Regions from separate parts of the Mus musculus genome. Here region 2 is linked to region 1. The links are chromatin loops, found by intact Hi-C in ENCODE. Cell type or tissue: gastrocnemius. All regions are shown on one strand. Links, peaks and the distances in the headings refer to the core of each region. The heading gives the core; the rest is flanking DNA.

Region 1 (2,911 bases), core at 163-2,662:
CACAACTATTGAGTCTTAGAAAAGAAGAAAACACTGTCATTCACAAAGAACTTGAAACTTGAAAGGTGTAAGACATGCTAAACAAAGCCAGGCACAGAAAGACTTTCAGGTTAGTCCATCTGATTGAAGTATATAAAACCATGAGCTAAAATTAATGTGTTTTTGAAAAATTTAAATGGATAATGTCAGGTGTCCTGTCACAATGACCAGAGGCCTAAAGCATCGTTATCCTACTTTTATTCTACATTTCGTTACTAATACTTTGACTTTAGAGTCTTTTAAATTTTAGTCCAACACAGCTTGCTCTTGCTGATGCTGAGGCTTAGGTGAGGCAGGAGCACACGGCAGATGGGGGAGTGAGATGGGGCATGGATGTGATCTAAATACATTGTTCTCACATATGAAATCATCAAAGAATAAATTAAACATTTTAAAGGGTAACAACGTTTTATCAAGTTCATAATATGGCCAGAAGTGGGCTTGCTCGATATTTTGTGCCTACTGTATTAGAGGAGCAGAACCCATAGGGCTCGAGAGGAGGGTGGAGACAGAGAAATGAAGTTTAAGGAATTGGCTCACAAGATCACAAGAATAGCGAGTCCTAAGTCTGCAGGGCAGGCTGGCAAGGTAGAGACCCAAGGAAGAGTAGGCTTCTGTCTCAAGGCAGTAGGAAGCTGGGTTCCTTCCACACTGGGGGCTACAGTGTTTTCTCCTAAGGCCTCCAACTGATTAGATGTGGCCAGCTTATATTACAAAAGGTTATCTGCATTGCTCAGTCTAGTTATCCAAATGTTAATTATATCTACAACATACCTTACAGTAGCATCTAAACTGGTGATTAGACAAAAGAGTATAGCACTATACCCGGTGAACCTAGCACATAAGATCAGCTATTGCACATATTCGCCTTTTTTAATCCTCACAACGGCTCCGTGACAACAGTAGTATAATCCTTGTACTGGGCCTAGGGAACTGAAGATAATGTGCGTCAACAAGTTGTCAGAAATAACACAGCTAGTTAACACAGCTGGGCCGTAGCTTTGGGACTGCTTGGTTCTGGCGCCCAACTTCAGAATGGCACGGAAGCTTCCTTCTGGAGCCTCTGTTCAAAACAGAGACTTTTCGAGGGGCAGTGAGCTGCCTGGTAGATTATCAGCAAAGTCTTTGCTCATGCCTCCGTTCAACCCTGGCGTCTTTGACAAGCTGGCAAAGCTAGAGAATCAGTGAGCCCAAGTATCTCACAAAACACCCCCTCCTGTCCCCCGTTCAGGAAGTTTCCGCACTTCCTATCTAGAGTGCCACCCCTGACTGGTGTTAGTGGGCACGCCCTGCATTAGGGGCAGTGCCCCCTCACTGTGGTTTCTCTCCTCTTCCTTACTGCACTTCAAAAGCACTTCTCTCCTAAGAGCACAGCCTGTCTGAGACCCCTTCCCAGAAGCCTACTCACTCAGAAGTCTCCAGGGACCACCAAATCGAATTTGGGGTTTCTGTTTTCTCCAACCAATCACAGTGGCTGTCTGAGAAACTGGCTCTCAGCCATTGGGAGCCAGGATGGCTGACCACTTCCGGAGGAGAGCCAGACCATGCATCAGCCACGGCTTCATCAGTGTCCGGCTTGTTCTTGGAAACATAGCGTCTAAAGTAAAGAGAGAAAAATGAAGAGAATTCTGAATTCTCATTAAAGAACTGTATGGATGATGAGCCGGTATGGAAAAGTAGACGTTTCCTTAGCCTCAGGCTCCCGAGAGAAAGATGGCGATCCAAGAAAGGAATAATGCAGGGGACGAAAGCTCACGGGCTCCAAGGGCCTTGTGGCCATGGCTCCTCTTGAGGGGACAGTCGTCCTCTAGAGCTCTAGACTTCACCTCTCCCCCTCTTCTTCTCCCTCCTCCGTCTCCGTCTCTACCCCACCCCTGCTTCTTTGACAATATTGTGTCAGAGAACTATTGTGAAAAGCCAGGCGAGAAAGCTCAAGAAAATGAGCCCGCCTCGTGCACACCAGTATCTTTCAGACCGTGCAACCCAGGCCATCTGCCATGTTGCAAAGCAGAAACCAAGTGTCCCATACTGTCTGTGCTGTGGAGGAATGGAGTGTTCTCCACTGTGCCAAAGGGAAACAAGGCAGATGCCCTGAGTTTTTCCGTGAAACCCGCATGCTGAGGGTCCAGTGTTTGCTTCTTTAGCGGGGTCTCAGTGGTGCAGGCAGAAGTTGTCAGTCGGCACCGGCTTCCTAGCAATGCCACAGCTGGAAGGAAGACAGATTCTGCTTCTCTCCTTTGAGAATTCAAAGAATCATGAGCACCAATAAGATTCAACTACCACAGGTACTGCCCGGAGCCCGGCTGGTCACTTTACACTTTCCATGAGAGACAGAGCTAACATATCTGAAAGAGAACCCAGAGGGTGCTGTGTGGTCTTCTCCAAGCTGTCCCTTTGGTCTGGACAAGTCAGATGATCCTCTCATCCTCAGAATAGAATGTCCCCAAGTCTTTCCCTCAGATCTGCTTTCATTTACAGGCCAACTCCATTGCTCTTAAATGCTGGTTTGCATTCTTTGTGTGTGACTGATTCTTTAAGAACCAGAATTTAGGCTGGGCAGTGGTGGTGCATGCCTTTAATTGTAGCACTCAGGAGGCAAGCAGGTGGATCTCTGTGAGTTCAAGGCCAGCCTGGTCTATAGAGTGAGCTACTAGGACAGCCAGGGCTACACAAAGAAACCCTGTCTCAAAAAAATCCAAACATAAATAGATAGATAGATAGATAGATAGATAGATAGATAGATAGATAAACAAAAAAAAGAAAAGAAAAAAAAACAGAGTTTAATGCTAAAGTGGAACCCCCCTCTCTCCCCCTCACTCTCTCTCAGATCAAACTCACAGCTTTTCACCCACTAGGCAGCCGCTATGATCTG
Region 2 (2,911 bases), core at 188-2,687, 51 kb before region 1:
ATAAATCACCCTTCTCAGGTGGAATCTTTTATTTATGCTTTGGGATTCCAGTTTACCGAGAAAGCTTTGGTTTTCCTTTTTGGCTTTATCTAAGCTGTGCTTTAGCAAGCAATTCAAATCCAGTTGACATTTACTAGTGAGGACCTGCTCTGATCTCATGCTATGGTCCAGCTGCTGGCACACCGGGAGTTGCTATGGGTGTTCCCATTTGTGATCACCTGTGCAGTGGGTGGCAGAGGGTGTGGCTGCCAACGTGCTGCTTGTAAGTTAGTGGTACTTGTGAACTACTCCTATGGTGCAGGAATTAGTTATCCAGGGTCTTATTTGGTCTTTTAAAACAGTTATCACCTACAGTCTGAGCAAGCAGAAGGGGCTATCAAAACCAGCAAATCAAGACTGTGGTGATGGGTTGTGCTGAGAACAGCCACGTTTGCCAAGGCATCTTACCATGCTTAGCATTTCATGCTCACAGGAATGCAGGCTCTCAGGACTCACATCCAGCTCTCCACATCTACCTTAAAGAAAAGCAATGCCAGGCTGCAGGAGTCATTCCCAACCAAGGTTGCTCAGTTAAAGTGTTCTCAGTCCTGAGGCCACTCTCCCCAGCACCGAAGATTCAGTTTTAAACTCCAAGATCATGCCTTCTGCCCTTGATGTTGATTTTTATTTTTACTTAAAAAGTCTTAATTTAAATTTTTGTGTGTAAGTGGCTGATGTGTTAGAGTGCACAGAGACATGCATGCGTGCAAGAGAGAGAGGGGAAGAGGGAGGGAGAGGGGGAGAAGGAGAGAGATTATATCAGTACACGCACTATGATGCTCCCGTGGAGGTCAGAGGACCACTTTGTGGAAGTCAGTTGATTCTCCCTGTTTATTTTGTTTGAGATCTGTGGTCCAAACACAGGTTGTCAGGCTTGGGAGCAGGTACCTTTACCCACTGACCCATCTCACTCTCTTGGCACTGAGTTTTAAAGATACTCTGTGGAGATTCCGTGTAACTTGTTCTGACTGAAAGTGGTACTGGTTGCTTGGTGTCTTGAGGGATATGCCTCTTTAATCCTTTTTAAGCAGGATGGTGGAGATAGTTCTGGAAAGAACTCTCATTTCACTCTGTCTTCAGAGGTCTGGGGATTCCTATTCTCTCAGGGTGGAGCCTCTTTGGGGTTAGAGTTGACAGGACTTTTTGATGTCATTAGCTGTCACATGGAGGAGTTACAAAGCTTCAAGGCTCTTTCTGCATCTAAAAATATTTTGTCCTGATAACCATATTTCCTGGGATTCTCCCTTGTGACTTCTAGAAGTCATACAGTTGATCATCTTTTGGCTGTCTATTCTGTGCTGGCAGGGCTCAGTCCCTACTCTGGCAGTCTCTCCATGTTCTTCTTGCTTATAGACTGTGTTTGGGAGCAGTCAGCTTTGCTGAAAACCATGATGGACAAAAGAGATGGAAGTAGCCCCTTTTTCCTCGAGCTCCGCAGCTCTTACAGACACTTCCATCGAGTGGATGCCACACACAGGTGGTTCCTTTTAAACTTGAATCAATATACTGTAGAAGTCATGCTATTAGCATTGGAAATCTGTGGAGCAGAATGTGAAGGACTCACCCCCAAAGAACAACCCCACCCTGCACCTTGTGTTGCTGCCAAAATACCAGCTTGCTGCTCCGTTGGGGGAAGATAATCTTCTATTCAGGTCTGTTTTTGTCTCTGAGGGTCTCCTCTTGGTGGATCAATGCTCACTTACTCTTTTTGGACAGTGATCCCCCAACCCCCTTTGCCTTTCTTGTGCATTGGGATACTCTAGAAAGCTGTTTAGAGCTGTGAACCTTGCTGCCCTTCCTGTTTCTTCTCCCTGCTTGGTGTCCTTAGTTCTTTGCTGCAGAGTTTCTTGCTGCCTCACTGTTCATTTCACATCCATGGTTTGGCTTGAAGACAGCAATTGCAACAGCCATTGATGAAGCCACTATGTTATTGAGATTGCCATGCTCTGGCTCAGCACTACACAGCTAGAAAACCAAGGTTTTGCAGACCACACTGTCCTCTTTCCAATTTCCTGTGTGGCTCCTCACACTTCCCACAGCCTGGGCCCATTCATAATATAAGCCTGTGCATCTTCGAGATTGCCTTGGTCTTCTTCCGATCTGTCCGAAGTAGACTCTGTCTATTGGTAAAGTCACAGATGTTGACCACTGTTGGATATTAACTAACCCAAGATTTTCATCTCATACAGGGCAGTGAGAGGCTATAGAGTTAGCTAAGGATGGTCAAGTGTGACAGAGGAATAAACAGAAGAATGTTCATAACAGTCTAGAACTCAAGCCCAAACTGGTAAGGAATTAAAATGCCTCTACCAAATCTCTCGTGCTCGTTGACTATCAGTTTCATTTGCTCTAATATAATAACCAGAGCTCCTACACTATTATGCATGTGTAGTGTCTACCTGGTATAGGTTTACTAATGGATGTCTCTTATCATGATTGGGCTAATCAGTTGACAAGTCATCTTGCATGGATACAGTGTGGGCACCATCAAGCCAGAAAGCAGCAGGTTAGGATGTGCTAGAAGGAAGAAGAGGGAATGTGCTTTGTGCTTCCTTCTCTCTCCATGATCTCATCCATCCCAATGGCTTTCAGTGTCAGAGTGTGGGAAGGGACACAGAACCCACTCTGGGTATGATTCAATCCAAAGAAACTGAGTTTTATAATAGCTGAAGGGTCAAGGCACTGGGGGTTAGGAGCTCCCACTGTTAATCTTGGCTACCTACAGCACTACAGACCCCTAAATAAAGTGTCACTATAGGTTTTAAGTCCATGGGAAGCCAATACCACAAGCCAACTGTTGTTCCAGGAGAGATGACTCACCGACACTTGCCTGGAAACCCCTGTGGCTGTCCACTCTGCAATGATAATGATG

Evidence for each region. Peaks named below come from ENCODE experiments on the same cell type or tissue, not always from the same donor. Only the 100,000 strongest peaks of a DNase experiment are listed, where the experiment ranks them.
Region 2: it touches region 1 in a loop (2.5-fold over the local background); 2 of 42 quality-filtered maps call a loop at or near these places.

What each region holds. Positions count from the first base shown.
Region 1 is chr4:84,021,223-84,024,133 of GRCm38, forward strand. No RefSeq gene overlaps it. Among named protein-coding and RNA genes, the nearest start is that of 6030471H07Rik, 22 kb to the right of the region's middle. In gastrocnemius, for the core only: no CTCF peak of the experiment used is centred there; a DNase peak (open chromatin) is centred at 1,506.
Region 2 is chr4:83,970,422-83,973,332 of GRCm38, forward strand. No RefSeq gene overlaps it. Among named protein-coding and RNA genes, the nearest start is that of 6030471H07Rik, 73 kb to the right of the region's middle. In gastrocnemius, for the core only: no CTCF peak of the experiment used is centred there; a DNase peak (open chromatin) is centred at 1,635.